Linked DNA regions of Mus musculus: region 2 is linked to region 1. Evidence: chromatin loops called from intact Hi-C (ENCODE). Cell type or tissue: left cerebral cortex. All regions are shown on one strand. Each heading gives the region's core, and the rest is flanking DNA. Links, peaks and the distances in the headings are about the cores only.

Region 1 (16,291 bases), core at 5,649-13,648:
CCGATGCAAGTGGGGATTGAGAGAACGGGTAGGAACCAGTTCTTCCCATCCGGCTTCATGGTGCACTTAACAATGTCCTCTGAGCATTTGCAGATGATCCATAAAGCACGGGAATGCGGCCTGCACACACGTACACATCCACTAACCCATGCATCTTCATTGTGTGTTGCTGTTGCATGCAAGTTGGTATTAGCTACAAATAAGCATGTCTGCTTGAACATGTTCATCCAGTGACCCTTGTGTTTGTGATTTTTTAATTATATGTTTTTTTAAAGATTTATTTATTATTATACATAAGTACACTGTAGATGTCTTCAGATGCACCAGAAGAGGGCATCAAATCTCATGACTGGTGGTTGAGAGCCACCATGTGGTTGCTGGAATTTGAACTCAGGATTTTAGGATTTGAACTCGGGACCTTTGGAAGAACAGTTAGTGCTCTTACCTGCTGAGCCATCTCGCCAGCCCTACTATATGTTTTTAAAAAGCCCAGCATTGCCTATTTTAAAATTATCTTTAAAAGTGCCAGTAGACAAAGCCCTAAGCTGTATTTAAAGATATTTACCCATCTTTATTGTTTTCTCTGCCTTTGCTCTATGTATTTAACAGTGTTTGAGAGTAGCAGAAATGTCAGGTATTGATGAATTCAGTCACTTTATAAAAATGAAGGCTCCATGTGGTTTTAACAGAGTAGATCTTGGGAGAGATACTCCCTGGGTCCTAATTCAAGTATATCATTTTCTCTTCTCTTATAGCTTCTAAGTCACTAGTGACACTATTGTTTGTTGATCACTAGTGACACTATTGTTTGTTGATTTATTTTTAAACTAGCTTTCAGTCTGTGATTTGTCTCCATGATTTAGATATGAAGTATATTTTAAATGTAAAATAGGAATGTGGTATATTATAACATTCTCTAGTTGGTCTTCTTTGAAAATATTATGCTAATGTTATACATACCTGCCTACTTACTAATACTTATCAACAAATAAGGATGGTAGGATGCTTGGCCAGCATGCACGAGGACCCAGGTTTGATTCCTGGTAACAAGAAGCAAATAAATATATAAGTAAGTAAGTAAGTAAAGTGATCAGATACAGTGAAGAAACATATAGGGACACAGTAATATAGCGAAGTATTACTATTAGTTGGCTTAGATCTAGCTAAAGAAAAAGCCATAAAGTGTAAGAAGGTTTATTTAGCCTTCAGTGTTTAGCATTTACATTAAAGGCAAAACTTATAAAATGAATGTGATACTACTATGGAGTAAATGATAAAATAAACCAGTACAAATGATCTGACTGATCTTCCCAACTCAGCGGTCAGTGAGGAGTGGGCAGAGAAAGCAGATTTGATGGTGGAAGATGAGCTTGAAGTACATTATATACCCTCATGAATATAATAGATCCTTAAACACCGAGAGAGAGAGAGAGAGAGAGAGAGAGAGAGAGAGAGAGAGAGAGAGAGAATGTACAAGTTGATTTGAACATTAGATGGAGGAGGGATTTGAATTGGTGGACAAAAAAAGGGAGCTAGCAAGCTAGAAGCTTCCATCTTAAATAAAGGCAAGGTTGAGAGGATGGTTTCTACGGTGGTGTATTGTACAAGACAGATTGAGTCAAGATGGGGGAGAAATTTGTCCTAAATAAAGGATACTGAGTAAAAGGAGTAATGTGAAGAAGGAGATTGTTTCAGAAAGAAAAGTCCCAAGTATGCAGACAGGACGGGCCGGAAGCCTGGTGTGTCTGAAGAGCATAGGCCTCCCAGCAGAGCTATTGTGAGATGGGACTTGGCTTCTCGATTTGGAGAAGCAGGGGAAAGAGCAGCCAGTTATGGATATTTGGGGTAATTTGAGAAAACAGACAACAGGTTAAAACTGAGAATTCAGACTTTGTGATCCCCTGAGTGAAGGATGTAGTTGAAAGTGGGTATATATTATACAAACCCTGTGATGGAGAAGGTTCGCAGAGAATACACGACTTGAGAGTGTGGCCTTACTTGTAACAGAGATAAGATAGAAACGTAGAAGAGGCGTGATAACCAAAGGCAAGAGGTTAAGAACAGGGCAGCAAATGGCTTTTCCCTGTTACAGGAGGCATTTGGCTGAAGGTTATCAAGTGATACTAGTAAGAAATTGTTAACCACATTCAAGACAGATGATGTGATTAGGCACTTTAGAGAAGACATATTTAACCCTTTTATTTGTAAAGAATTTTCCCCTCACCAAGAAGATAGACAAGTAGTACCTCAGCGATGAGTAATAATTACAGTGAGACTCTTTGTCACCACACTGAGCACTCTGCACAACCCTAGGAGGGAAAGGTGAGCATTAGAGACATTAATAACCTGCTGCCACCATGCACCTTTCAAAGGGAAGAAAGAACTGGCTTTCTTAGCAACGTCTGTCTACTTGCAGATTCAAAACCAAACTCTGCAGTTGTATGGTGCTGGGTTTCACCTGCTACCTATGTGACTGACATGTTATTAATTCTGTTAATATCAAAGCTATTAGGTGTCTTGTTATGGTGGCTACCAGTGTTTTCAAAGAGCTTAGTGTTCAAGAAGTACACAAATAAGAAAAGGAGCAGTGTGGTCTGAGGTGTCCGCAGTCCTTTGTAAATCAGCTAAGGGGGTGGCAAATGGCAGTGCCTGAAGACATCTGTTTTTCAGAGACCTTGGCAGTTTGCACTAGTACCTAGCCTACATCTATTGGTGAAAGAAACAACTGAATATCTGGCTTTTCATTTAGTACTTGTGTTTTCTCAGACAAGTTCTATTAATCTCTCTGTTTCAGTTTCCTGAAATCTGAGATGGTGATAATGTCTGTCCTATAGCGTCATTGTAAAACTAAATAAGCTAACAAATAGAAAACAACTTTAGCATGTTCTGTACACAGTAAAGGCTCAATAATGCCTCTTGCTACACTAATGGCCCTGCCTGTATATAAAGGTCATTTTATGTGAAGGGACTCCTGTTAATAAGTCTTTTAGAAAACTCTCTTGGTCACATCCTTGTTTCTTTTACTTTTATTTTTAAAAACAACATCAACATCAATAGTAAAATATAGTATCAAATCAAAGGAAAAAGTTTATTATCTTAGAAATCAAGATTATAGAGACTATTTTTTTCTTTTCTTTTTTTTTTTTTTCTTTTGGTTTTCGAGACAAGGTTTCTCTGTATAGCCCTGGCTGTCCTGGATCTCACTTTGTAGACCAGGCTGGCCTCGAACTCAGAAATCCACCTGTCTCTGCCTCCCGAGTGCTGGGATTAAAGGCGTGCGCCACCACACCCGGCATAGACACTATTTGTGCTTATATAATTTCTTTGTGCTTAACTTAAAGGAAAGTGCTATACATGTCTTTAGATATGTAACTAAGGATGGCCACACTATCCTCTACCCCTTTGCAATAAAATAATGTCTTAAATGATAACGTGCAAGTCAGAGAAGTCAGAAGATAGGTCTGTTGTTTAAGGATCTGGTATAACCTTTAGAAACTTAAACTTTTCATTTAATTCAGTACAAACTTTTCCCATGGTAAAACATGAAAAATAGAAGGAAAAAACCCATTATTTTCGAAACCTAAATCAAGATATACTTAAAATGCCACAAGTACGTAACAATCAAAATAAAGTCCAATTAGGTCATTTGTCTGTATTTGAATCATAGAAATGTATGAAAAGTGAGCCAGGGAAAATTTAAAATTATCCTAAAGTGACATAACCAGTAAGTTTCTTTTTAGAAAGTATCACACCCTAGATTCCAGCTTCATGGACGGATTAACAGACTCATTATCGGTGAGGGAGACTAGGCCTGTCCTTAGTTTTCTTTGCCGTGCTGAGGATGAAGCTGTACCCTCAGGCCATTACCAGGGCTCTAATCCTCGGTGCTAGCCAGCACTCCAGCTGATTTCCAGACAGGTAGTCTGCAGAGTACACACAGAGAAAAAGGGAATGGGTTGCTTTTCAGAATCAGGAAGGATACTACACGCCAAGTACCAGCATCATTTAGATGTGAGAGGCTTAATTTTTTTTTTTTTAATCTCCCATTTGTATCCCAAAACCTGTTTTCTTCTAGAATAAATAAACTAAGTTTTTGGCTTCTCAAATGTCACAAAACATTCTTCAAATTATTTTCGGTCATTTATTATGAAGCTGTATTTGGCCAGAAACTGTATTTGTACTTTCATTATACTCAAGTAAAAATCAAGAATCCTGTGGCGTTCCCATCCCCGAGTTTAGGTAAAAACGTGTTCCTGGCTTCCATGGTAAGAATGTAAATTGGCTTAAGTTAAAGAGAAGGGTACTAATTACAATAACGGAAGTGCAGAGGTCCCGTCGGCTTCAGAACCATTTGAGCCAGCGCTTTCCCTCCACACTCACTACTGTGTTGGTATCCAACATGCCACCTTTACCCCAAAGCTGCTGCTCTTCTTGGTTGTGTTGCTGATTATGAAAGAGTGCTCATCTCCTCATTCACATTCAGAAAAAAGTTGTTGATTTCTGAAAGCTGAATTCACTTAGGCTCAAATAAAGTTATTGTGGTAAACAGGATAGAACCGTTGTTCATCTTAGACGAGGAGCTTTCCATGTTATTGCTGCCCCTGGACAAGGGCTTCTAGGTACTTTTCTTTCTCCTCTTCCTCTTTCTCCTCATCCTCCTCTTCTTCCTCCTTTTCCTCCTCTTCTCCTCCTCTTCCATTTTCTCCTCCTCTTCTCCTCCTTCTTCCTCCCCCACCTCAGTTTTCTAGATAGGGTTTGTTTTTTGTTTGTTTGTTTTTTGGTGTAGTTCTGGCTGTCCTGGAACTAGCTCTCTAGACCAGGCTGGCCTCAAACTCAGAGATTCATCTGCCTCTGCTTCCTGATTGCTGGGATTCTGGGATTAAAGAGGTTGGCTACCTACACCAATACTTTTCTTAATTACCCCTTCCCTGTCAGTTGTTTGTTATTATAGATATTTTGCCTACATGTAAGTCTGTGTACCATGTTCAGATCTAGTGACTGTGGAGGTCAGAAGTGGGCTTCAGATCTCCTGGAACTGGAATTACAGATAGTTATAAGCCATTACATGGGTGCTGGGAATTGAACCCAGGTCCTCTGGAAGAGCAGTCAATGTTCTTAACTGCTGAGCTGTCTCTCCAGCCTTTTCATGTGAATTTTAAATGCAGACCTATGTTGTACATCTGCTTCTGTACTGTATGCTTTATACATAAAGTTTGTTTAGAGTACATGACCTATACCAGTTCAGTTTCATTCCTAGATCACTGGATGCCAAGAGCTTCCCTTGAAGCTCATGTCCACATAAAAGATATGGACAGCAAAAATATGGGTTCTGTTAGAATCCAGAGAGATATGGAGTGAGCAGGTGTTGCATAGGCAAGCAAGAGAGGCTATTTTTTTTCAACCTGAGAACAACCATTTTTCATATGCAGGCAAGTTGCAAAATCAGTTCGGATTAGGATTTTTTAAAAATTTTAACTACAGTACTCTATTGCCTAGAGTAGTTGTCCATTTTTAATTCACTCTTGAAGTAACTGCAAAATGGAATGTCTTGGATATTAGTGCTAGACTATCACAGCTCAGATACTTTGTATTTATCGGCTATGTTAGCCATTTGATCTTTCTGGACTTACATACTTCATTGTTAAAAGAAGTATAGTTCATTTATTTCCTGGGATGTAGGATTAAGAAATAGCAAGATATTTAAGTCACCAAGAATACCATCTTTTGTAAATGCCAGGTTCCTTTCACTAGTTTACTTTCCTTTCTGAAAATCCTTTGTTGAAACTTGTGGTTTACAAATATGAAATTATTAATTTAAAATGCATCAACTCCATCATGAAAGTTATTTTTCACAGAATGGATGTAACAGTTGCCAAAAGTAGGACTTACCATAACCATAAATCTTATTCAGGTATGGGGTAACTCTCTCTACAGTATAATTTACATGAAGACTAAAGGAAAATCATATTTTAAATTGCATATTGTATGTGTTGGTTGCAGAAAAGCTTACTATTAAGTACAAAGATAATCTGTAGATTGGTTTCAGTTACATGACTATGACCAGAAGAGGCTGACGTTTGTGAAAATTAAAGGTAAGCTGTTCATGCATGTCTATCTTTATTTCCTAGGATAAATCTATTAGTACAAGTTTGCCTGTCTTAGATCTAATAGATGCCATTGCACCAAATGCAGTCCGTCAAGAAATGATCAAGAGAGAGCACTTGACTGATGAGGACAAACTGAACAATGCTAAGTAAGCCCCTCTGGTCTCTGAGACCACAGCGATCTGCTCGTGTCCCTTGCAGGGACACTCTTACCTTTTAAAGTACAATTTCTGTGGGGAATATGGTTTTAAAAAGTCCTTAGCCTTTTTTATTAAGTTAATCATATATATATATATATATATATATAAATCTGCTGTTAAAAGAACAAAAGGAAGATAACAGATGCTAAGATGTCTTCCTTTTCTTTTTAAGATACGCCATTTCAGTTGCTCGGAAGATCGGTGCCCGGATATACGCGCTGCCTGACGACCTCGTGGAAGTGAAGCCGAAGATGGTGATGACTGTGTTTGCCTGCTTAATGGGGAAAGGATTGAACAGACTGAAATAATGAAGCGTTTACTGTGATCTGCCACACTGTACGCACCAAACGTCTCAGTTTACAGAATTTTGAAATGTAGTGGGTATAAAATCCGAATATCTGTATGCTCAAAATAGTTCTGTATCCAGCAATGAAGAATATCTTGTCCATACCAGTTAGAATTTGTCAATCTTTTTTTTTTTTTTTTGGATAACACAATTACCTTAACAATCAATACCAATGCAGGAATGTCTTATCAAGCTGCTATTTCATAATTAAATTATTTTATTTCCTAAGAGTCTTAACCAAAATAAGACTAATCATTCTTTTTCATGGCTCAAAAAAGACCTGTATAAAGTTTTGTCAGGTCCTTCTATTAAATGTGTTTGGATTTTTTTTTTTTTTGATGTGTTGTTTAAATTTTGATTAAAAAAAAAATGTACCTAAAGTCATAATCTCACTTAATCCTTTTGGTTTTTCTCCCTTTAGCTGTGTAAAGTGATCTAAAATTTTCTGTAAATTTCTATATGACATAAAAATTTAAAGGGATAAATATAATCCATCAACATTAAACTTTTTTAATACGAGAACTAACTCTTGAATAACCCCCACGTTCACTCTCTTGTTTAAGCTGTAGGAGATTTTTACTTACAGTTTGTTTGTAGCTCCATTGTTACTTCACATGTGCTAGTCTGATAACACAGCTTTGTCTCCAGCATCACATGTGCTAGTCTGATAACACAGCTTTGTCTCCACCATCAAGCATAATACTATATGTTGGTAGGATGTTACACATATGTATTTCTCTAAGTCATCTGAGTTACCCACCTTTTCTAAAATGGTATGTATTAAGTGGTCAGCCAGCCGTTAAGTATTTATTTTGCCCCCACAATGTGTGTGACACTTTTCAATTGTGGATAATCTGATCTGTGGAGATCTGTTTTGCAAATATTAATTCTGAATGTGAATATCGTTATTTTTCACCTAACTGCTTTCAAATACTTTTCAGCCAAACATTGGATAGAATGTCCTAACTGACACCAATCCTATCCTGCTAGAATCACATCACACTTACTACTCTCAGGCTACAGGGAAACCTACATCACTGGACATGCCCACCAAATGGCTTCTGTAGAGATCTGTGTATATAAAAGCTAATGTCCGTCGTAGTTTTTCATGGTCTCCTGGAAACAGTTGAGGTTTGTGTTCCTCTTTTCCCCAGAAGTTTTAGCAGTAGAGAAATTCTGTTGCTCATAGTTGAAGCCAGGAATGAGCTCCCCGGCCCTCCACTTTAGTGCCAGTGAGCAATAGTGCTATGCAAGGAAAGTGCTGTCACCTCTCTCCGTGTGAATGGGTTGTCCGCCTCCTCCTTGTCCACTGATCAGAACATACAGCAGGAGGGAGAGTGTCTGTGTGTTTAGGGTAGACTTTTATAAATGAAGTACTGACAGGTGGGATTCTGAAATATATTCTTCTACATGAAATGTCTTCGCCTTTTATATTTTGGTGATTGTTTTCTTATATGAAGACACAATGCTTCCGCTCCTTTCCTGAGATTATTTAAATCAAACCTCTCTGATTTTTCCCGCTGTCATATTTACTAAAACAATCTGAATTACATGGAATTTAGCACTTTAAGGTGTTCTTTTTCTCACGAAATATATTTAATAAAAATGCTGTGTATGTAGAATTTGTGTTTATTTCATTTAAAGAATAGAGAACCTTCAATACTGATCTGTTAGAAGCTTATTTCCTCACAAAAGACTGCAACTCCTATGTGAAGTAACACAAAAGCTGTTTCTTTAGTGTTTTTTCTTTCATATGAGAAAAAAATTAATTCTAAAATTCTAGTGTTTTTATTATCATTGTATGTATGGATGATACATGTGTATGGGCATGCATGCTTACATGTGGATATCAGAGAACAAATTTGTTGGGTCAGTTTTCTCCTTACACCTTCATGGGAATCGAACTCAGGGCTTCAGGTTTGAACAACCAGCACTCTTATCCACTAAGCCATCTCACCAGCCCTCATATGAAGATTAAAAAAAAAAAAAAGACAAACTGCGTGATTGTTATAAACTTAGTTTGTGATGAAATCATTTGAGTGGATAAAATAATTAGCATTAATTTATTGTCTCCAGTGTCCAAGTACCACAACTAGATTCTTGGACCTCAGCTAAGACAAGTAGAAACAGCCTTTTGACTTACATCCTAGTAGAGACGGCCAGCCAATAAAGCAACAACAAGAAATGAAGCAGGGAAGAAACCGAGAGACCATTGGAGTGGGGGGAGATTTGCTGCAGACTGACTGAGAGCAGAGGGGGAGGTTTTCTGGGTAGCGAGGTCAGGGCTCTCTGAGGAAAAGCAATCGAGTGGGCGCCATGAAAAAGAGACAGATGTGCTCCTCGGGAGTAAAGGGAGGAGAACATGAAAAATATCAGTAGCATCCTACTTGTAGGACTAGATCTAAATCTGAGTTTCTTTCCCCTCTCTGGCTGGAGTTGTGATTCCTCTTTTGGTTTCTGTTTTGTTTGCCTGTGACTTGATGGAGTTGCTTAGAGTAATATGCCACTTTTGAGTTTTTTGAATACCATTGTTCATCATAACTCCAATACTGATCTACATATCACATGTGCTAAGTATGTAGGTATTGTTAGAATGTCCCAATTTATGCCCGCTGAGCAGTTTGTCTGTATCGGAGACAATCCAAAAGCCTGCATTATAATTATCAGCTTGCCTGAAGTAGGCTCTCTAGTGCTTTGGAAGGTCTCTTAAGATTACTACCAAAGAGGGTTGGAATTCCCTCCAGTCTTAGAAAGTAATCCAGTCCCATAGTTCTTTGGATAAAGAATCTGTGTATGGCTGTGAGTCATTTGAGTTAACTTCAAATACTGAAATTTCAGATAGCGCAGGATTAGATTTCTACTACTGGCTAAACATTTTGCTGAGCAACAAAGGAGGTGCATATACAAATGTATGGGCGCTCCTCTCTCCCACTGGCTTCACCTTGAGCCTCTTGGAAATTTCACCAAACTCATAAACTTGGAAGTGTATTAAACATTACACGACAACGGGGAGATCATTTAGAAACAAAAACTGGAGCAACTTGAGATTATCATTTACATCAAATACAGAAAACGTTTGAAAAGATGACTTCGACATCAAAGACTTTTAGAGAATATCTAAAGAGAACATTGATTTTTAAGAATTAGTAAGTTAAATGTTGAAAGAGAAACTAATGGGACAAAGTAGCCTGAATAGGAGAGGCAGTATTCCCCTCAAATTTAAGTACATTTATCCATTGCTTTAAAAATCTAAATCTTAAACGTAGAGTTCAGATTTTCCCCCTAGTGTTGACTGCAGGAAGCAATTAAAAATTATTGAAAAGATGCAGTTTTCAAGTCGCATTTGCTGGACGTCAGACAATTGTTGTCTAAATAGCGAATCTCTTAAAATTAGATAGGATAAATATAACGAATCCACTAAAAGGACTTGTATGGCGAGTAACTCCTAAACTGTGCTTATGCAACGGTTATAGGTCGCCTTTGACTTACATGCGAATACTTTTATAGTGACTTTGGAAATATCAGGAATGTTAGACCATATTAAATCACAAAGATTGTTTTTAAAACGCCTTTAGGAACGAGGGAACTGTAAACACAAACTCCATAATCAGGTTGCTTTGGCCAGGCTTTAGGACAATTCCGTACAGGATTTCAAGTAAACGTTAATCCTTCAGAAGCTCCTTGGCCCTTTTCTGTGCTGCAGTAGCAGCAGCAGCACAAACAGGCAGCGGATAAAATTACCTGAAATCCGCCACCAAGCGGTTCCCATGCCCTCAGGTGCTCAAAGATGCTGCAGACGCGCCCAAGATGCTAGGCGACCGACCAGAGAGGCGCGTCAGCCCTGGAGCCCCGCCCCTACAAGCCCCGCCCCTAGCCCGGCTTCGCCTTAAGCCCCGCCCCGGTGTCGTCGCCTCCGCGGGGCTGAGGATGACGTGAGGAGAAAGCCGCGAACCTCTGCCTCCTGTGGGTGCTGCTGGGCCAGCGGTTCCCACAGCCCCGGAGCCAGACGTGCTGCGAAGCGCACCGCCGAGCTCTCCGGCCGGCGGCCCCCTCACTCCCTCCCAGGCCGGGCCGCTCCCTGTGCGGCCCCTGCGGCTCCTGGCACGGCCCCGCGCTCGGCTGCCGCCCTGGCGCGCTCCACTCTGTCGTCCCCGGACGGGCGCGGACCAGCTCGACCGGGGCGCCGGCGGCTGGGCAGAGGGCGCTGGCCCCGGGGCCGCGCCAGCGCGGCCACCAACCTGGGGCTGTCCGTGGAGGGCGAGTGCTGGTTTCGGGGCGAGGCGACGCCCTTCGGGGCCAACGGGCCGCACGCCGATGTGGCCGTGGGAACGACTCACCCGTTTTCCAGCTCGGGGTCGGGGTCGGGGTCGGCGCCCATGGGGGCCCCGCCTCCGTCTCCTGGCCTGCCCCCGTCGTGGGCCGCGATGATGGCGGCCCTGTACCCGAGCACGGACCTCTCGGGCGTCTCCTCCTCCTCCCTGCCTTCCTCCCCATCCTCCTCGTCGCCCAACGAAGTGATGGCGCTGAAGGATGTGCGAGAGGTGAAGGAGGAGAACACCTTGAATGAGAAGCTTTTCTTGCTGGCGTGCGACAAGGGTGAGAGCTAGGCCCCCTTCTCCACCTCCGGACACCCTAGCACCCACTCCCCGGGTCCGGCCCCTGCCTCAACTTAACTCCTGGCACTCGTGCTTTTCCTTGTGTGCAGCGGCTATTCCCACCTCTGTGCAGCCCGCAGGACTTCTGCCTAATTGAGCTTGAGCAGCAGGCAGGTAGGGCGGGGGCGGTGGACTCGCGCAGGTGGGACGTTTCCATGGCGAGGAGGGAGCCTTGATCCCAAAGTTGCCCCACTTCTGTCACTAATAAACTCTAGTTTGAAGTTACTTCTTCCTTTGGGAGCCAGAGGCTAGTTTTGGACCTAATCCGAAAATTCTACGAATTTCCCTTAAGACTTCTCCGATTTATGGGCTGTCACCTTGTAGGTTTGTTGTTGTTGTTGTTGTTGTTATTTTTAAAAAAGACTTTTACTTCTGTTTAGCATCAGCCAGCAGTGCCTTAGCCTGTTACAGTTGAGTAGTATCCCATTATCTTTAACACAAATAATACGAAAAATCCTGCCCTAGTTGCCGAAACTTTCCCCAAATTTCTGGAACCCCTTTTAAATGTCGGTATTTTTTATTAGGGAGAAAGATTTATTGCTTCAGAGAGTTGGAGGGAGGCAAAGGTAGTAAAAAAAAAAAAAAAGTAAATATAGGCGAAATAATGTGGAATATACTGGTTTTGAATCTAAAAATTGATCACTTTCTGGCCACATTAAAAGACAAGCATGGAACTTGGTTGCTCCCAGATTGCTTTTATCTCTTATCTGAAAAACAAAAAAAGTACTGAAACATTCTCATTCCTCAGTTAAGCAGTTGGATGTTGAAAGGCAGTGTTTATTTGGGAAAACGTTGTTGGAACCATGCAGACTTCTGAAGCCTACTTCCAGAGGCCAGCTCACACTATGGGAAAACTAGTTACAGAAGTTTTTGGATTTGTTCACATATAGAGGTTTAAGTCAACAACATCTCCCTAAACCTTTTAAAGCATTTGAGATAGGTTTTTGTTTTTTTTTACATGATTATGTTTAATCTTAGCCAGGCCAAAAGGCAATCCCTTCTTGACATTTCATCATGGATTTAGAGCCAGGATGGGGAGGGCAGAATTCCCCGTGTCCCCTGGTTCCTCCTAGTTGTCTTCTGTCACCTTCGTGAGAGGCTTGCTGCATTATAAGGAAGGATGCTTTAGGTTTCTGTAGCAGCTTTGTGTGCCTCGGGGCTCAGGATGGTTTCAAAATGTGCAACATTTCCTGGAGAATATATGCCACTGTTGTATTAACACCTTCCTTAATATATTTAGTGGTACTTTCTGTTTTCCCTATTTTGGAGGAGATTTGAAGGGTGTGAGGTTAGGGAGGAGAGCGGTTTGGGTAATTAAGAAGCAGAGACCTGAGTATTTGGTTGAGAAGTTTTATATTGGTAGTCAGCACCTAATATAAAGATGTGTATGATGAGGAAAATAATTTGCATAAAGGAGGGGTGAAGAGAGTATAATTAGTATGTAGGGTACTGGAGCTATATAGGCATCGTTCTATACAGCTCACAAGTGTCACTGGTTATAGAACTTAAGCACTCTGTACAGGGACATTTTGTAAATCACCAAAGCTTTAGAACACACTAGTTGAGAAGTGTACCATGGGAAGTGGTTCGCGGTTATTTTAATGAAGGATGGTAGAGCAGCTAGCTACCTTACTGGCATATCTACTGACCTCACAATGTGTTTCGTTTTATTCTTTTTAACTTGCTGCTCTTTGCCTTGCTATTATAAACATGAAGTTCTTAATTGTGTTAAAGCATTGGACAAAAAGCTCTATTAATGAGTAACTGACTACGTCCATATTCTTTAAGAATTTTTCTCTAATAAAGATTTTTTTTTTTGAGACAGGGTTTCTCTGTATATCCCTGGCTGTCCTGGAACTCACTTTGTAGACCAGGCTGGCCTCGAACTCAGAAATCCACCTGCCTCTGCCTCCCAAGTGCTGGGATTAAAGGCGTGCACCACCACCGCCCGGCCCCATAAAGATGTTTTCTTTATGTGCAGTAGTGAGGAAGAGTAAGGGTAAAAATGTATGTGTATGTGCATAATGGATATCTCTGAGCACACACAAGTTAAGCTTCGGTTTAGCTTAAGTGGCCTAATGAGGTTTGGAAGGCAGGCTGGCCCTAGTACAGAGTCCTCTCTCCCCTGGGACGTTAAAAACACATTACCCAAGTGAAACATTAGTACATTGTGTGTTAAGAGACTGAAGGGTGTTTAAAGGTTAAATCTGAATGTACAAGCACTGTTGTAATCTCAGTTTCTCTTGTCCCTAGTACTATAAACTTCAGACTGATTGCACCAAATTTAGTGATGCCAAAGAACCTAAGACTAGGAGTAATAGTTTAATATAGGTAATGAGAAGTTCAAATGTTACTTAGAAGCCATAATTGATAACATTAAAAAGCAAAAGTGAACGATCAGGACTAAATTCCAGCACCAAAGCAATTACTTATGAGTTCCAGTAGGATTTCTTTGGGTTCCAAAGCTTTTTTTTTTCTCTTAATCTGTTTTAATATTAATTAGAAATATTTTAAGTAGAGTGTCATAATTCCATGTCAAAAGTATTTTGTAGAAAGTTTGGTTTGAAAAGATTTATAAATATTCTGACACAAAAGCTTCCCACACTTCACAACTAGCCTCAAATCTAGCTTGGGCCTGTAGTCCATGTTGGCCTGGAATTCACTATGTAAGTAGTCTAGGCTGACCTCAAACTTACAGCAACCCTCCTGCTTCTGCTTCCTGGGTGCTGGGATGATAGGCATGAGCCACCACATGTAGCAAAACTGATCAACATTAAAGCTGTCATCATTTCAGGAATGGTGAGATTTACCACCATATGTTAGAAAGTCAAAGGAGAAGCCAGTGAGGGAATGGAGAATCATCTTTCCTAACTGATATTGTAACACTTCTCTACTGAATTTCTCTTAAGGATTTATTAGAGTTGGACAGAGGAAATTTATTGTTGCGATACATACTATTACAATTGCTAGCCCAGTTTCCAGTGGACTTCATAGATTCCAGTAAAAATAGTGCCCATTGAGGATGCTAGAAGTCCACAAGTTATAAGAATAATATGCTTTGAAGAGGAAGGGCTAGAACATGGGTGGCTAGCTGATCCCTAAGCCAAATCTGTTTTTGCAAAGCCTGTGAGCTAACTCTGACTTTTACATTTTGTATCTTAAATACTAGGAAATGTTTCTAATTAAAAGAAAAGTTTTATAACATGAGAATTCTATGAAATTTGAAAAGTTTTATTGCTACACATCTTCATTCATTTCCGTATGCTCTGTGTCTGCTTGGATGCAAAAGGGTCTGAGTACACTTGTGACTGAGGTACCACGTCCTACAAAGCTTAGCATATTTTAATGCCTGGCCCTTTTCCAGAACAATTTTGTTGCCCCCCCCCCCATGTTAAAGTACAAAGCATTGAGTAATAATACAGAAAAGAGCCCACTGTGAACTGAATCCAACTTCATTTTGGACAAAGGAAACTAGTTGTTTAAAGGGTTAGAGAGGAGTGTGAGTTGAGGTTCAGGGAAGTGAAAAATTATAAAACAGCAGGGAAAATTTACAAAAAGTGGGTGGTTGATTTATGGTAATCCAATGTAGATTTGTTATCTGGCACTAAGGGGGCTTAGATGGCTATCCTTTCAGAGGGGCCAGGAATTGGGCCCCCATCTTCAATGCTCAAATGAACTGAGAGTGATGCATTGGCAGCCATGACTTTTCTAGGGCATGCATTTACAGAGAATCAAGCTAGTAATGCAACCTAGAGCTATTAGAAAGTATGGTGATGTTTTGTTCAAGGCTTTATGGGCTATGATAGAAGCCTTGTTGGGGGGGGGGAGCATTAGCTTGCTTAGGATTTGGTCAAAGAGAAAACTTTTCGGTGGGCATATCAGTTAAGAGTCTTTTTCATACCCAGAAGGATGGTCTTGGTTTGGATGAGGGTTTGCTGTGTCACAGGGACAGGGAAATGAGTATGGGAGATACTCTAGAGATCGGACTGAGATGACTTGCTGTTTCGTTGCCACAGTAGCTATGAAATAGACTGAAAAATTTTTCTTCTTTCTTTGTTGAACAAAGACAACTGTCTAGTGGCTGGGGAGGTAGCTTGGCAGATAAAGTGCTTGCTGTGCAAGCCTGAAGCCCGGAGTTTGGGTCTCTGGCCAGCAAAAGCAGAGTGCATTAGTATGAGGCTGTAAACCTGGGCAAGCAGATCCCTGGAGCTTGGTGGGAGCCAGTCTAGCCAATCAGTGACCTTTGAGCTCAGGGAGAGATCCTGGCTGGCAGGGGCTGGGGGAGGTGGAGTGGCGGTAGTAGAAGACCAGCCTGAACCTCTAGCCCCCTCCTCGGCACCCACACAGACAGAAATACACACACACATACTTCTCACAGACTCACAAATAAAAATAAAATTTAAAAGCAACTATATTATCAGAAACATAAGGGGATTATATTGATTTTCCAAAGACGAGATGTAACTTGCAAACAGTTTCCCTATGAAAGAACAGAGTATCTGGCATTGCAGGCATTGTGACTAGCATCTGGGCTGTTAACTTCCCCTTTCACATATGTATTGGTCCTCACAGTGAACAGCTGTTCTTGCCTTTATGACATATCACTTTAAACGACTTGTAAATATAAACTGTAGTAATGGAGCAGCAGTTAAGAAGGCACGGCTGGAAGTATTGCAGAGTTGCTGAAACTCCACAACTTTAGATTTGGAAAGCCTAATGATGCCAAGAAGGTGGATTAAAATGAGTACCTTCACCTGGATATGCCTGGATATGCCTGGATATGCCTGGATATGCCTGGCTAGCGAAGCAGAGCTTGATGGGTAGCATTCTCCTATCCATAGGCTTAGAATCAGATTCATCTGAAATACTCCTAAATGTTACTTTTTAGCAATAGTGATGTCATTTTCATGGATTATTCGGACACTCTTGGTGTAGCTGACGACTTAAGAGCATCACTTCATCAGTGGAATTTAAATGTTAATTAGT
Region 2 (16,291 bases), core at 5,365-13,364, 240 kb after region 1:
GAAAGGGCTTTACTAACTGAGGTACACTGCCAACTTGGAACAATTAGATTCAAGATCACTTTCAATATATGAAGATTCCACAATCATTTTTTAAAATTTATTTTTATTTATGTGTTTGCCCACGTGTGTACAGGTGACCTGAAGAGCGTGTCAGAGCTTCTGTAGTTGGAGTTACAGGTGGTTGTGGGCCGGGAGCCACTTGAACAAGGGTGCTGGTATCCAAATTGCAGTGTCCTTTGTGGGGGAAAAGATCTCCTAGGCATACAGTGGAGCATGGCATTCTTTGAGTTCTTAATCAGGCTCCAGATTCAAAGGAAAGTTTGCTGGAACCAAGCCAGGAAATGGAAAGGCATCCTGGGTAGAAGTAGTTGAAGTTAAAGCCGTATGGAATGTGTCGGTCTAACCTGCTGTGCAGGTCACCATAAACCATCAAGCTGACCAGGTGTAGGGAGGGGAGGGGAAATGAGCTCACAGGATGCTCAGATAACTGCTGTGGTTAGGAGTTAGAATTTTACTCTCAGGACGCAATATTGTCTTAGGGTTTCCATTCCTGCACAAACATCATGACCAAGAAGCAAGTTGGGGAGGAAAGGGTTTATTCAGCTTACATTTCCACATTGCTGTTCATCACCAAAGGAAGTCAGGACTGGAACCCAAGCAGGTCAGGAAGCAGGAGCTGATGCAGAGGCCATGGAGGGATGTTACTTACTGGCTTGCTTCCCCTAGCTTGCTCAGCTTGCTCTCGTATAGAACCCAAGACTACCAGCCTAGGGATGGCATCACCCACAATGGGCCCTCCCACTTGATCATTAATTGAGAAAATACCTTACAGCCAGATCTTATGGAGGCATTTCCTCAAGGGAGGCTCCTTTCTCTATGTTAACTACAGCCTGTGTCAAGTTGACACACAAATACATCACTATTAAGCCTCAGCCCTTACTTTCTTATTCATCCGCAAGATCTAAATAACTTTAAAAGCCCCACAGTCTTTGAAAATTCTTATATATTAAATTTTCAATTCCTTTAAAATATCTAATCTCTTTTAAAATCCAAGGTCTTGCCGGGCTTGATGGCACACGCCTTTAATCCCAGCACTTGGGAGGCAGAGGCAGGCAGATTTTGGAGTTCGAGGCCAGCCTGGTCTACAGAGTGAGTTCCAGGACAGCCAGGGCTATACAGAGAAACCCTGTCTCGAAAAACCAAAAAAAAAAAAATCCAAGGTCTTTTTACAATTAAAAGTCTTTTAACTGTGGGATCCACTAAAATACTTTCTTCCTTCGAGAGGGAAAAATATCAGGGCACAGTCACAATCAAAAGCAAAAATCAAACTCCAACTGTCCAGTGTCTGTGATCCACTCATGATCTTCTGGATTCCTCCAAGGGCTTGGGTCACTTCTCCAGATCTGTTCTTTGTAGCACACACCTTGTCTTCTAGGCTCCAGGTGCCTGCACTCCACTGCTGCTGCTGTTCTTGGTGGTCATCTCATGGTACTGGCATCTCCAAAACACTGCTGTCTTCCTCTGCAACTAGGCTTCACCAACAACCTCTCATAGGCTCTCTTCATGGTGCCAAGCCTCAACTCCTTTGCTTGAACCCTTTAAGTCCTGGGTCATCAGCTGCAACTGAGGCTGAACCTTCACCAATGGCCTTCCGTGGCCTCTCACAGGGCCGAGCCTCAGCTGCTCTGTGTGACCCCTTTATGCCTTCAAAACCAGTAGCACCTGGGTGACTCTTTACACATTATCAAGCCCTGCTACAGCACCAGGGACAACCTTGGCTATCTCTTTGTGCTCTCAGAAAACACTTCCCGGAAGATATCACCTCAATGATGCTGGTCTCTTCTTAATCACCCCTAATTTCTTAGCTCCAGGTAACCAGCATCAATAGTCCCAGTAATGCAAAGGTTTTGCTTTAGTAGTTCTGGTATCTTGTTAATCACAGCTTATTCTTCAGCTCCAGCTAACCAAAACCGCAGAATCTTCACAATCAAAATAGCAACGGCCCTGATAAGAGTCTCTAATCTCCCCTCTGAAATTTCACAAGCCAGGCCTCCATCTTCTGCAGTGTTGCAGTGTTCGTTCTCTCTCTCTCTCTCTCTCTCTCTCCCTCTCCCTCCCTCTCCCTCTCTCTCTCTCTCTCTCTCTCTCTCTCTCTCTCTCTCTCTCTCTCTCAGCTTTTCAAGACAGGGTTTCTCTGTGTAGCCCTGGCTGTCCTGGAACTCACTCTGTAGACCAGGCTGGCCTCGAACTCAGAAATCTGCCTGCCTCTGCCTCCCGAGTGCTGGGATTAAAGGTGTGCGCCACCATGCCTGACTTCTGCAATGTTCTCAACACTATTTTCCAAACTCCTACACAACATCCTCAGAGCTCTTAAAACCAAATGGATCTTCTAGCCAAAAGTTCCAAAATTCTTCCACAGTCCTCCCCAAAACATGGTCAGATTGTTACAGGAATACCCCACTATGCTGGTACCAATTTGTCTTAGTCAGGGTTTCTATTCCTGCACAAACATCATGACCAAGAAGCAAGCTGGGGAGGAACGGTTTATTCAGCTTACATTTCCATGTTGTTGTTCATCACCAAAGGAAGTCAGGACTGGAACTCAAGCAGGTCAGGAAGCAGGAGCTGATGCAGAGGTCATGGAGAAATGTTACTGGTTTTCTTCCCCTGGTTTGCTCAGCTTGCTTTCTTATAGAACCCAAGGCTACCAGCCCAGGGATGGCACCACCTACAATGGTCCCTACCCCATTGATCACCAAAGCAAGTCCTAGATCCAGGTGTAGTGGCACACACCTTTAATCTGGACCACATCTTCTGCTGGAGACCTACATAAAGACATTGGAAGGAGGAAGATTTGCTCTTCTTCACCTGCTTGCCTTGTAGAACTGGGCAACTGCTAGATCCTTGAACTTCCATTCACAGCTGCTTCTGACCATTGTTGGGGAGTTGGACTGCAGACTATAAGTCATCAACAAATTCCCTTACTATATAGAGACTACATATAAGTTCTGTGACTGTAGAGAACTAATACAGAAGTTGGTACCGGGAGTGGTTCTAGAGGAGCACTAGAAGTATAAGGATGAATCTTTTAAGAATTTGGAGTTGGTTTAATAATTCCTGGCACCAGGCTGGTGAGATGGCTCAGTTGGTAAGAGTACCCGACTGCTCTTCCGAAGGTCCGGAATTCAAATCCCAGCAACCACATGGTGGCTCACAACCATCCATAACGAGATCTGACTCCCTCTTCTGGAGTGTCTGAAGACAGCTACAGTGTACTTACATATAATAAATAAATAAATCTTAAAAAAATAATTCCTGGCACCTTCAACTATTGAAACCTCTTCAGATACTCTCTCTCCTGGGAGCTCCGAGAATATTGAAGACATGTGATTGAAACTATATTTCAAACTTAAAGAAGCTAATGCTTTTGCTTATCTTGACAAATTAGGTGATTTGGCATACAAAACTTTCTACAAGTTGGGGGAAAAATCAGAAAATGACTTTGCTGGCTTGTTGCTCTTAGTATCTCTGGGGAAAAATGATGAAGGAAAAGAAGGAGTTGTATGATAAAATTGAACGGCTCGAGATGCAAGTAAACGATCTAAAAGTTTCTAAGTGTGTCCTTGAAGAGAATCTTCTCTCCAGCAGCCATAGAGCTCAAGTTGCAGAAAATCAAACTGAAGCCCTCATTATAAGGTTGGCTGAATTACAGCAAAAATTCAAGTCTCAGCCTCAGAGGGTGTCAGCAGTTAAAGTAAGGGCATTGACTGCCTAAGAATGGGGCCCTATAATTTGAGATGGGGATGTGTGGGAGGACCCTGTTACAGCTGAGAATTTTGAATCTTCGAATTCTCAAGGGTTTGCCCCACCTGAGGAAGTAGTACCCTCAGCCCCACCCCTTGAAATAATGCCTTTTCCACAGGAGGAAATTAACCCCTCAGACTCTGATAAACCAGCAGTGACTTTCGCTGAAGAAAATGTCAGACAAAGCAATACTGATGTTCCTCAAGGCCCACTGATAGTTTCTTCTAAACCAATAACCAGACTCAAGGCAAAGCAGGCCCCTAGAGGGGAGGTAGAAAGTGTAGTCTATGAGGAAATTTGCTACACTACTAAGGAGCTTAATGAGTTTGCTAATTCATTCAAGCAGAAACCTGGTGAATATGTGTGGGAATGGATTTTTAGGGTGTGGCATAATGATGTAAGGAACATAAAACTAGAGCAGGCTGAGTTTATTGGCATGGGCCCTCTGAGTGGAGATTCTAGGTTTAATATGGAAGCTCGCACAGATAAAAACAAATGCCAGAAGTTTGAATGGTTGGCTGAAGTGTTTATCAAAAGATGGCTTACTGAAAAGGAGATGGAGATGCCTGGTATCCCTTGGCTTTGTGTTGACAAAGGGATTTTAAGGCTCAGAGAAATTTCAATGCTAGAGTTATATGTAAGATTATATGTTGTGTAATCCTCCAGAATGGGAAGGCCCAGAAGATATGCCCTTCACCAATCCTATATGATGCAAACTGGTGAGAGGGGCACCAGCACATTTGAAGAGTTTTATTCTTGCACTTTTCCTTGTGGCAGACCTTAGGCTTGGAGGTGCTGCTGCTCAATTAGATGAATTAAATTCAATGGATTTAATTGGGCCCTGAGGTAACAAGGGCCAGGTGGCAGCATTGAATCGCCAGAGACAAGGTGATTGAAGTTATTATAATGGACAGCGTAGACAAAACAATGTATATAATAACATTCCCCATAGTGCTCAGCACAGGAGAGGTGAAATTTATAATGGCATGACTCGTTTGGATCTTTGGTATTGGCTAATTAGTCAAGGTGTTTCCAGGTATGAAATAGATAGGAAGCCTACTTCATATCTGGTTGATCTGTATAAGCAGAAACATTCTCAAACAAATGAAAGAAAGGCTTTTGGATTGTGGCAAAAGGCAATCTTGGCCAATGAATCAATTTCTAGACTTGAGCCAGTTTGCAGACCCAGAACCCCTTGAATGAAGGGGTGGCCAGGTTCCCCTGAGGAAGGCTCTTGATAAGACACCTAAAAGTTTTGCTGTTAGCCTTTTTCCAGTTCTTTCCCAGAGGGACCTATGACCTTGTAAAGGGTAACTGTACACTGGTGGAAAGGAAATAATCAGACTTTTTGGGGTCTATTGGATACTGGTTCTGAACTGACACTGACCTCAGGAGATCCCAAGAAACATTGTGGCCCTCCAGTTAAAGTAGGGGCTTATGGAGGACAGGTGATTAATGGAGTTTTGACTGATGTCCGACTCACAGTAGGTCCAGTAGGTCCCTAAACATAATCTTGTGGTCATTTTCCCAGTTCCAGAATGTATAATTGGGATATATTCAGAAATTAGCAGAATCTTCACATTGGTTCCCTGACCTGTAGAGTGAAGGCTTTTATGGTTGGAAAGGCTAAATGGAAGCCTTTAGAGTTGCCTCTACCAAAGAAAATAGTGAATCAAAGACAGTATCGTATTCCTGGAGGAATTGCAGAATTACTGCCACTATCAAAGACTTGAAAGATGCAGGGATGGTGGTTCCCACATCTCCCTTTAACTCTCCTATCTGGCCAGTGCAGAAGACAGATGGATCATGGAGAATGACAGTTGATTATTGAAAACTAAATCAGGTAGTAACTCCAACTGCAGCTGTTGTACCAGATGTAGTTTCATTACTTGAGCAAATTAACACATCTCCTGGCACCTGGTATGAGGCTATTGATCTAGCAAATGCCTTCTTCTCAGTACTTGTCCATAAGGACCACCAGAAGCAATTTGCTTTCAGTTGGCAAGACCATTAGTATACCTTTACAGTTTTGCCTCAAGGATATATTAACTCTCCTGCCCTGTGTCATAACTTAGAAGGGATCTTGATCGTTTGCCTCTTCCACAAGATATCAAATTGGTGAACTATATTGATGACAGCATGCTGATTGGACCAAGTGAGCAGGAAATAAGCAACCACTTTGGATTCATTGTTAACACATGCGTATCAGAGGATGGGAAATAAATCCAACCAAAATTCAAGGACCATCTACCTCAGTGAAATTCTTAGGAATCCAGTGGTGTGGGGCATGCAGAGATATTCCTTCTAAGGTGGAAGGTAAGTTATTGCACCTGGCCCCTCCCACCACCAAGAAAGAAGCACAATGTTTAGTGGGTCTATTTGGATTCTGGAGACAGCACACCCCTCACTTGGGTGTGTTATCAGGCCTATTTACCAAGTGACTCTGAAAGCTGCTAGCTTTGTGTGGGGCCTGGAACAGAAGGCTCTTCCAACAGGTCCAGGCTGCTGTGTAGGCTGCTCTACCACTTGGACCATATGATCCAGCAGACCCGATGGTATTTGAGGTGTCGGTGGCAGATAGAGATGCTGTTTGGAGCTTCTGGCAGGAATATGTCTGGAGTGCAGGAGATTCCTTAGGGCATCTCTTAGTACTACCATGTCCTGTGATTAAAGTCAATGGGAAACTACAACAGCATAATCCAAGCAGGATGACAAAGAATACAGACCCATCAGGAATGAAGGTATGAGTCACTCCTCCGGGAAAAGAGCCAAGACCTGCTGAGGTGCTTGCCTAGGGTGGAGGAAATACAGAATGGGTGGTAGAGGAAGTAGTTATAAATACCAGCTAAGGCCTGAAACAAGGATTATAAAGAATGCTTCTGTTTTATTTTGTTAAGAATACATTTGTCTTTCTTCCAATTTCTTTAACATCAACTGGTATTTGAGATACTAAAAGAATGTTCCCAAGGGACATTGCCCCATTGTAAATTTACAAATGCATTTGCGATTGTATGAGGAATAGTTTTATCATGTTAGTTGTATTGATGACCTTGTTATTGTGTCATGTGGACATGAGATATTATTTGTGTCAAGTTGACAAGAGGTGGATTGTGGTGGCTATTCCTGGTTGTCAATTTGACTATATCTGGAATGAACTACAATCCAGAACTAGAAGGCTCACCTGTGATCCTGATCTTGAGGCATAGTGGCTATGAAAAGCTTAGGCCCAGGCAAGGTAGTACATATGCCTTTAATCCCAGGAGACTAAGTAAGGCAAGTCCCAGATCCAGGTGGGCCACACCTTCTGCTGCAGACCTACATAAGGACATTGGAAGGAGGGCTCATCCTTCTTCGCCCGCTTGCCTTGTGGGACTGAGCAACTGCTAGATCCTTGGATTTCTATTCACAGCTGCTGCTGACCACTGTTGGGGAGTTGGACTACAGACTGTAAGTCATCAATAAATTCTCTTACTATATAGAAAATACTCATAAGTTCTGTGACCCTAGAGAACCCTAAATACAAATATTTTAAATAAAGCTGTGATATGAATGCTGTAAAGTAGGTTTCACAATCTGTTCCGAATTTATTATTGGAACCCTGCTGTTTTTAATATATAAAAGCCTCCACAGTATTGTGACTTACAGAGACAGACATAAGGCTGTACAGTGTAAAACTTGGGAATAAGGAGATTGCAAAGTAACCCTGTATATAACTGACACTGAAGAAAGGAGCAGTAGGGGAGGGAACTGAAAGAAAGAATGAACTCTGAGAGTAGGAGTAGGCTCAGGAGACGGAGTCACAGAAGCAAGTACATTTACCATACAGAAGTTGAAGTTTATTTTTTGGTTGATGGGGGTATAGTGAAGGGGGTGGGGGAGCGACCAGGGAAGCATTAGTCTAGGAGGCTACATTGCTGAACTCTCTAAAAAGGTCAATAAGCAGGGCGGTAGTGGCACACGCCTTTAATCCCAGCACTTGGGAGGCAGAGGCAGGCAGATTTCTGAGTTCGAGGCCAGCCTGGTCTATAGAGTGAGTTCCAGGACAGCCAGGACTACACAGAGAAACCCTGTCTTGAAAAAACCAAAATAAATAAATAAATAAATATCAATAAAATCTGGTGGTAGGCGATGAGGTATAAATAAGCCAGGTACCAGAGATAGAAACCGTAGTAACAGGAAGCCAACGATCAGAAAGTAACGGTTGCTATGCATGAAAGTACAGTATAATACGGTTCTGTGCCCTCCAGCCCAAATGAATTTATTTCCATTCTCAGGTCCTGTCACACATCTCCAATTCTGAGCCTCTTCTCTAGGTCTGACCCTTATCTGTAACTGAAATCTAGGTGATGGCACACACGTTTTCTCCCAGCACTTGGGAGACAGATCTCCGAGTTTGAGGTCAGCCTGGTCTACAGCACAGGGACAGCCAGGGGTGGAATGCCGACAAACTGGAAAAACCCAAATCAAACCAAACTTACTCATTCCCCGCTTCCCTTCAATTAACAAAAAGCTTAGACATGGTGGCCCAAGACTAATTCCCAGGACCTGAGGCGGGAAAATCAGCAGTTCAAGGCTATCTTCTGCTACACAACTTTTGCGACTATGCTTCAAAGAAATAGGTGCGGGTAGCCAGAAGTCTCAGAGGGAAAAAGGCACTTGCTGAGCAAACCTGCCAACCTCATTTCGATCCCCAAATCCCACCAACTCCTTCAAACTGTCCTTTAACCTCCCCACAGTTGCTAGGGCGTGCCTGTACTGCACAGTAACAATAAACATGCTCGTTTTAGAACAGCGTCTATATTACGATCCATCCCTCCCCAACTCCATGCCCAGTCTATGCAGGTACCATGCTCCGACGTCCTAAACAGTTTTTATCCTATTTCCCTGTTTTTTCTCAACTCTGAAGTCACTGCTCACCATTTTTTAACGTGAGCAGATTGCAAATTTGCCTTGCCACCAAGGCCTGTGCCCCCTGGGGGATCGTGCGGCAAAGTGTCTCGACGAACTGCCTCATCAGCTGAGGTGAGACGCTCGGCTCACGTGGCTACTGCAGTTGCTTTAAAAGAGCAGCTTCCTTCCCCCCTCAGGAAGTAGAACCCGCTCGCATCTAACGCCGGTTGGCTCTGGGAGGAAAATGACTGAATTATCAGTTGGCCTTGAAAGTCGGGTCAAGGAGAGTCCCTAAATTCCGCAGGCGCGTGACGTGACTGGGCGCCGCAATTCACCGGAAGGCGAGCGGGGTGGGCGGGGCGCGTAAAAGCGCCTCGACGCGGAAGTCACGCGGCCCCGGCGCCGCGGAGGTCTCCGTCTCGGCGTTCGGCTATTCGGCCTGGCAGCCTTTCTGGCGCGCTCGGCTGCTATCTGTTCTCTCGGTGCTCGACTCACCCGCGCTGCTGCCTCCGCTGAAGGAGGAGCAAAGCTCAAGATGGCCGACAAAACGCCAGGCGGATCTCAGAAGGCCAGTTCAAAGGTAGTTTCTTAGAGATCTCCGTCAGTCAGGGGGGTCTCTCACCGTGGTCGAGGGCCTACAGAAGCCTCTGGCCTTCGAGGGTTTCCTGGGGCGAGGGGCTGAGGCCTGTTGGCCACAGTGGGCCTGGCACCGCTGCACCAAGGTGCGCAGGTTGAGAGGCCCGAGCGCGCGTCCGTCCCGACTGGGATTCAGCCCCACACCAGCGTGCCTGGTGGCGAGCGGGGCTGGTCACCTCGTTCGGCTTTGTGGGTCAGAGCAGTGGTTCCGAGGTGGTCCGGCGTCCTTGTATCACCCCTTGCTGCTCTCGGAGGCTGCGGGCTAGAGGCTGGGAGAGGCGGGAAGGTTCCCGGTCTTAGATGCCTGTTTCTTCCCCCCTCGTCCTCCCTTCTTTACTTTGGCTCTTACTCGTTCCTGGCCTTACACGGTTTCTCTCCTTGCCGTCCAGGAAATTAGGCTGGACGGGTTGCAAGGGTGTGCGAGAGACCCGCCAGTGGAGGGCCTGGGGTTGGGACGTGCGGAGGGAGCCGCTCTCTGAGCCTCAGGGTTAGAGCCACACTTCCCATGTGATTTTCCTCCCACTTCCCGGGAAGTGAAAAGTGAACAACATCCCTCTTGAGGGCCGCAGACTCAGGGTCTCAAGCAGTATGTGGGGTTTCCATTGGAAAGGGAAACTACGGTAGACGTGGAAATTGCCCAAATGCCCTTACATGTGAGTTTATAGGGAGCCCTGTGCATTGCTTGGGAAACCGTTGAACTGTAATTAAGCGTTAGTAAGGTTGGGTTAACAATTGGTGTTAGTTGCCATTTTGGCCAGCGTGTTTAATCCCATTTATTTACTTATCTATTTTGGATTATTTTGCTTGGAGATTCTCGTCCCCATCTCGGTATTAAAGATGCCTAAGTACTGCCATAAACCAGTGGCGAGGCTTGAGATGCAGAGATAAGGAGTTGGATAACATTTAAAGAGTCTCGGAACGTAAAGTGTATGATTATCTGTTTGCATTTGCTGTTTGGTTTGAGAAACAAACCAAACTTGCTCTCTTTCTAATAAGGCTGACGTTTATTTATTTGTTAATTTTTAAATTTTTGCCATTTTGCTGAATGATTGCCCCAGATTTACTTAGCAAGTAGTAAAGGTCTTACTAGACATTCTTCAGAACTATGGGAGGGCCCAGTTCTGGTTGTCCTTACACCAGACCTTTACTGTAAGTCAGCTTCCTTTTTCTCCAGTAGTTTTTCCCCTCCTTCCCTTTCTGGGGGAGCAGGTGAATGAAGGGGTACCTCATGATGCCACTCCTCCTTTCAGACCCGTGACCAGGACAGGTACCCACATCCATAGTTACAATTTGTTTTGATATTCTTCTCAAAGCATTTAGTATTTCCTGCATGAGGCCTGGGTAGATTGAAAGCTTTTCAAAGTATGTGTTCAGACTTTTTTCTAAGAGAATACTTCTCAGGACTCTGTGTAGTTTTTAAGTATTAAGTAGCTTGTTGGATTTTTTTTTTTTCATTCACACTTGTCAGTTTATAGTCCTTTAGATGTCACCAAAGGGTTCCTTACTCGTGTCTGAAAAGGGAATATTTATACTCAAGAGTTTTGCCAGGATTTTTCCATGTAATGGAAAGTGTTGTAATGGAATGGCGAGGTTATAGGTTTTGAAAACAAATACGATACCTAATCTCTTCAGCCTCAGGTTTTCTTATCTTATTACAGGAAAAAAATTCTTTTATAGGGCTGATAGAAAGATGGAGTTACTGTAAATGTTAGTAAATCTTACTTCAGTTTCTAAGTCTATATAGATCATCCACCCATCCTGCGTACTAGGTTTTTGAGCTGGGTCTCCCGTAGCCCAGGCTGGCTTGAACTTTAACCTTCAGCATCCTGCTGCTCCTTCCTTGTATTTCCCAGAGTTGGGATTACAGGCATGTGCCAACCGCTTCCAGCTCCCTTTTTTTTAAGGAACTAGAAAGCACTGATTTGGATTATTAAGTGTTGGCCATCATAATGACCACTCAAATTGTTGTTGTTTTTTTTTAATTTCAAATGTAAGTCTAGACATTATTAGATTATAAGATCATTTTGGCCTTAGTACAATATTTGGAATTTCCAGGCTTGTATTCTGTGCTGTATATCAAGTAAGTAGAGACTTCTGTTTCATGCTCTTGCTATGGTAGTTACATTTCCATCAATTTGGGTAGAGGTGTTTATTAGTCATTTCTACACATTGAAAGAATATTTGTACAAGATATAGGGTTTTTACCATTGACCATGATGAAGTCTCTATCTTTTACAAAAGTGTGCATGTCTGTGTGCACACATGTGCACCCTCATGCCGCAGTGTAGATGTGACAGAGGACAACGCTAGGTTCTAAGGATCAAATTCAGGCCTTCAGGCTGTGTGGCCTATGTCTGCATTCTCTGAGTCATGCTCATGGCCCCATTAGTGTTTCTTAATTACAAAATACATAAACCACTAGTTATTTTTAGCTTTAAAATTAACTTCATGATGTACACAGTGTATGTAGTTCTTGCTAAGGGGACTTGATGGGGGGGCACCCTTCCAAAGTCCCTTTTATTTTATGTAATTGTTCTATACTTTTCATTTTTAATATCTCCTGGTAGACACTGAGCACATATTTTAGAAATAAAATTTCCTAAGCAAAGTATTTCATGGCTTCAGGAGGGGGTTTGGAGCCATATTGTAGCTTTGTTTCAGAGCAGTAAGACAGAACGTATGGTTGTTAACCTGAGATATTGCTAGATATAAAAAAATAAGTTTACCAAAAATGTGTTATTTTGCCAGGCAGTGGAGGCCCATGCCTTTAATCCCAGCACTTGGGGGACAGAGGGAGAGGCAGAGGCAGAGGCAGGTGGATATCTGAGTTCCAGGACAGCCAGGCCTACTACACACAAAGAAACCCATCTTGAGAAACAAACAGAAACAAAAAAGAAAAAATATTGTTATTTTAACCTTTGTTTGCATGTTCATACAAGTGAGGATTAGAAGACAATGATTATATTTCACTGTGTGGCAGTGGCAGTACCTGTCTCCTTTTTAAAATACTGTATTTTATTTGTTGCGTGTGATTGTACGTAGACCTGGCTGGAGGCTGGAGGACCGGCCGCTTGAAGGAGTTGGGTTCCTTTCCTCTATCACTTGGGCCCTGGAGATCATCCTTTGTCAAGGATTGTCAGGCTTCGTTGGCAGCAAGCACCTTTACCTGGTAACCCGCTCTGCCTGCTCCAGTACCTTTTTTCTTTTTTAAAATCATCTCTTGTGTAACACTTTCTGAGGAGATGTGAACAGACATCTATCTGCTTACTCTAGGTAGGAACTGACAGGAAGATACCAGCAAAGTCTAGCTTGGTGACCCAGTGTGTTTTTATGGGTTTACTTACAGGAGTGTGGTTTTTCCAGGTAACTCCGCTTTTCTGAGAGTCTTCTGGGTAGCTTAGCTGGTCTGTTTCAGGTGGCTTGGCTAGGTGGAGAGTATCTCTTCTAGCACTCCTCACTACTTATATTCCCTTGTAGGGTATCTGGTTAGTTTCAGGGACTTCCTGCAGCTTTTGGATTGTTTATTTTCTAAGTGTCTCTGCAGGATGGAATGTTCACCTCCATATTCTGTGTCTTAAGATCTACTCTCCATGCCGGGCGGTGGTGGTGCACGCCTTTAATCCTAGCATTTGGGAGGCAGAGGCAGGCAGATTTCTGAGTTTGGGGCCACTGGTCTACAGAGTGAGTTCCAGGACAGCCAGGGCTATACAGAGAAACCCTGTCTCAAAAAACAACAACAAAAAAACCAACCAACCAACCAAACAAACAAACAAAAACCCCAAAACCAAAAAAACCCCCAAAAACCCCTAAAACCAAAAAACCAAAAGATCTGCTCTCCAACATGGATGCTTAGCTGCACAACACCATCAAAATTGTCTTATAGAGGTAAATGAATGAAACAGGAATTACTGAATCTTTGAGCATGTAGTTCTGAATTGACAGACTGAGTACTAGTAAAAAAATAGTAATGCTTAAAAAATAGTAAAATTAGAATCTATTCACGGCTTGAAATTCCTATTTATTTCCTCTGTGTGTGTGTAATGTGGAGATTTAAGTGTGAAAAATAGTTTGCCAGCTTGAAACTGGACCTTTAGTATGCTATGATTGCAACTTTATCTTAAAATATAAAGTGGCGCAACTTTTTAGTGGTTGGTTGTGTTTTGAGTGTAAGTAGGAAGTATGGTACCACTTCTCCCATTTCTGAGAGAGAGGCTCTTACTATGTAGCCTAGGCTATCTGTGAACTCACTGTGTAGCCTAAACTGGCCTTGGACTCTATTCAGAGTACTAGGATTATAGACTTGGACATCTTGTCCAGCTTAAACCAACCCCCCCTCCCCCATTTTTTTCCCTTCTTTCCTTTCTTCTTTGCTCCCTCCCTTCCATTTTTCTTAGAGATGGTCTAATGGGCTAGCCTCAAACTCTCTATGTAGCTTTGGATGACTTTGAACTCTTGATCTTTGTCTTCCACATCCTGAGTGCGAAGACATGTACCAACTCCTCTGGTATATAAATATCGGGGATCAAGCCCATGGCCTTGTGAATGCTGGGCACTCTGCTAATGGAATTACATCCTTGGTCTCTGACCTTCTATTTTTTTTGATTAATATGTTTTAGACTTGATTTTAGATAGATTTATTTTATGTGTATGAGTGTTTTGAATGAATGTACATCACATTTGTGTCTGACATCCAAGGAGTGAGAAGAAATCAGTCCCTTGGAACTGGAATTACTAGTGGTTATAAGCTACCTGTGCCCTGGTTCTCAGTGAGAGCAACAAGTGCTTCTAACTCCTCCAACTTTATTTTTTTAGACTTATTTTATGCATATAATGTTTGTCTGTCTGTCTGTCTATATATGCACCACACTCATGTCTGGTGCTTGTGGAAGTTAAAGGTGGTATCAGATCCCCTGAAATTAGAGATAGAAGTTATACACACACTATGTAGATCCTGGGAATGCTGGGTCCTCTGCAAGAGAAAGTAACAAGCATTCTAAACTGTTGAGCAGTGGCTCTCAGCCTTCCTAATGCTGTGATGCCTTAATACAGTTCCTCATGGTGTGATGACCCCATCCTTAAAAGTATTTTTGTTGCAATTTCATGCTGTAATTTTGCTACTGTTACAAATCCTAATGTAAATCTGTTTTGGTCTTTTTTTTTTTTTTTTTTTTTTTTTGTGGTTTTAGGCCACCCCTGTGAAAGGGTAGTTTGACCATCACTACAGGGGTCACAACCCACAGGAACCCTGAGAACTGCTGTTTTAGATGGGAATCCGCAGCACTGTTGGTGTTAAGAAATATTCTCTACTGGACTGATTTGTTTTTTCAATACTTTATCTTTTACTTCTTTTGGCCTTTATTTCTGGAACTCTTCCCCTTGGAAAGTAAGCCTTAGAAAATACAGCCACTTAATTTAGTGGTAGGTGAATGAAGAGGCCATTCATTTGCTGTACAAATTGAAGACTTCTGTTTTTCTAACCCTTTTTATAAAGAACTTTTTTTTTTTGCTGGGATTATTTTTAAAATAAATTAAAATTAATATTGGAGTTTGCCTCTTAATCTGTGTTGCTGCTGGGAATCAGTTCTAGGGTCTTGCACACACACTGAGTGCACCCTCTGTCTCTGAGGTATATCTTCAACCTGGAAATAACAGTTTTGAAAGCTAATGATACTTGAGGCTATTGTTAGAATTATAGGTTTGTTCCTTAACTTTTAAGAAAATTTAGAGACATCAAACATGTATTTAAGCATTTTCTATTTGATAGTATTTGGGAGTGTGAGTCAATAATTAACTATATTATGCAGAATGTTTTAATGCTCTTGAAAGCAATAAAACATTCTGCATAATATAGTTAATTATTATCAGACACTATTTTATGAGTATGGGTGCTTTGCCTGCGTATATGTCTGCACCATGTGTATGGCTAGTACCCACAGGAACCCAGAAAAAGGAGTTACAGATGGTCGTGACCTGCAGTGTAGGTGTTTGGGTTTCAACCTGGGTCCTATGAATAGTAGCTAGTGCTCTCTAATCACCGAGCAATCTCTCCAGCCTCAAGTGTGTGTGTTTTTTGTTGCTGTGTTAAGTTAAAACCTTGGTTTGTGGCTTGAGTAGCTACTTACTAATGAGAGGGCAGAGTGGTGTGTAGTCTAGAGTGCGTTTTTGGGACGTTCTTGTATGGCATATTATATATGTCAATAGTTATCGAAACTCTTTCTCTTGCCTCATCTTGAGCTTGATGCCGAGATAAAACTCGAAACGAGAAATTTCCAGAGTTTGAGGGAGCATGCTGTGTATCAGGAGAGATAGGATAAATAATAGAGCTGTTTCTGAAAGTAAGGAAAGGATGCCTGCTTGAGTGGAGATGGAGAGCTGTCCAGAGCTTGGTGGAATTGTTTTGACTAGAGTTCTGAAGGTTGTATTTTGAGGAGAGAGAACTGAGTAAGATGAAGACTGCAAATGACTGGGAAATCAATTGTTAAGTGCACGTTCATGGGAAGAATAAAAAAAACCTAAGACTGGAAAGATAATGATTGGGCCAAATTGTAGAGGGATCTGAATGTAGGAAATAATTAGAGGGACTGGAAAATCCTTTAGGAGAGTTGTACCAGAATATGTTAGAAAGAATTTGAAGACCCAGTGGTTAGAGGTTACTGCATTGCTGGCTCTGTGAGGGATTACTCCAGATACTGCCCGTCACAGCCTTTTCTAGAAGCTTTCCCCAGTAATACTTCTTTCCCTGATAGGTTAACATTTGCCTGGCCAGATATGCTCTTGGTGGTATAGTCACATTGTTTCAACTTTCTTTTTTTTTCTTTAGTGTCTGGGGACATGGCTCAGCAGGTAAAGCCATGGCAACCTGTTGTTGCTGCTTTATTTAAAGTTTATCACATTGTAACTGACCTTTGAACTGGTTACTTTTGATTTTGAAATTTACCAACTTGATGGACAGTTACTCAAG

Evidence for each region. Peaks named below come from ENCODE experiments on the same cell type or tissue, not always from the same donor. Only the 100,000 strongest peaks of a DNase experiment are listed, where the experiment ranks them.
Region 2: it touches region 1 in a loop (2.0-fold over the local background); 1 of 42 quality-filtered maps calls a loop at or near these places.

What each region holds. Positions count from the first base shown.
Region 1 is chr9:95,744,623-95,760,913 of GRCm38, reverse strand. It overlaps Trpc1 (transient receptor potential cation channel, subfamily C, member 1), which reads left to right and starts at 10,566. Exons shown (of 13, transcript NM_011643.4): 1 at 10,566-11,246. The coding sequence starts at 11,075. Pls1 (plastin 1 (I-isoform)) reads left to right here. Exons shown (of 16, transcript NM_001033210.3): 15 at 6,129-6,253; 16 at 6,477-8,272. The coding sequence ends at 6,612. In left cerebral cortex, for the core only: CTCF peaks have their summits at 9,930 and 10,628; DNase peaks (open chromatin) are centred at 10,551, 11,297 and 12,320; H3K4me3 peaks cover 3,092 bases; H3K27ac peaks cover 1,237 bases.
Region 2 is chr9:95,504,800-95,521,090 of GRCm38, reverse strand. It overlaps U2surp (U2 snRNP-associated SURP domain containing), which reads left to right and starts at 9,095. Exons shown (of 28, transcript NM_001357974.1): 1 at 9,095-9,274. The coding sequence starts at 9,230. In left cerebral cortex, for the core only: a CTCF peak has its summit at 8,786; DNase peaks (open chromatin) are centred at 6,552, 8,235, 9,101, 9,829 and 1 more place; H3K4me3 peaks cover 2,600 bases; H3K27ac peaks cover 1,789 bases.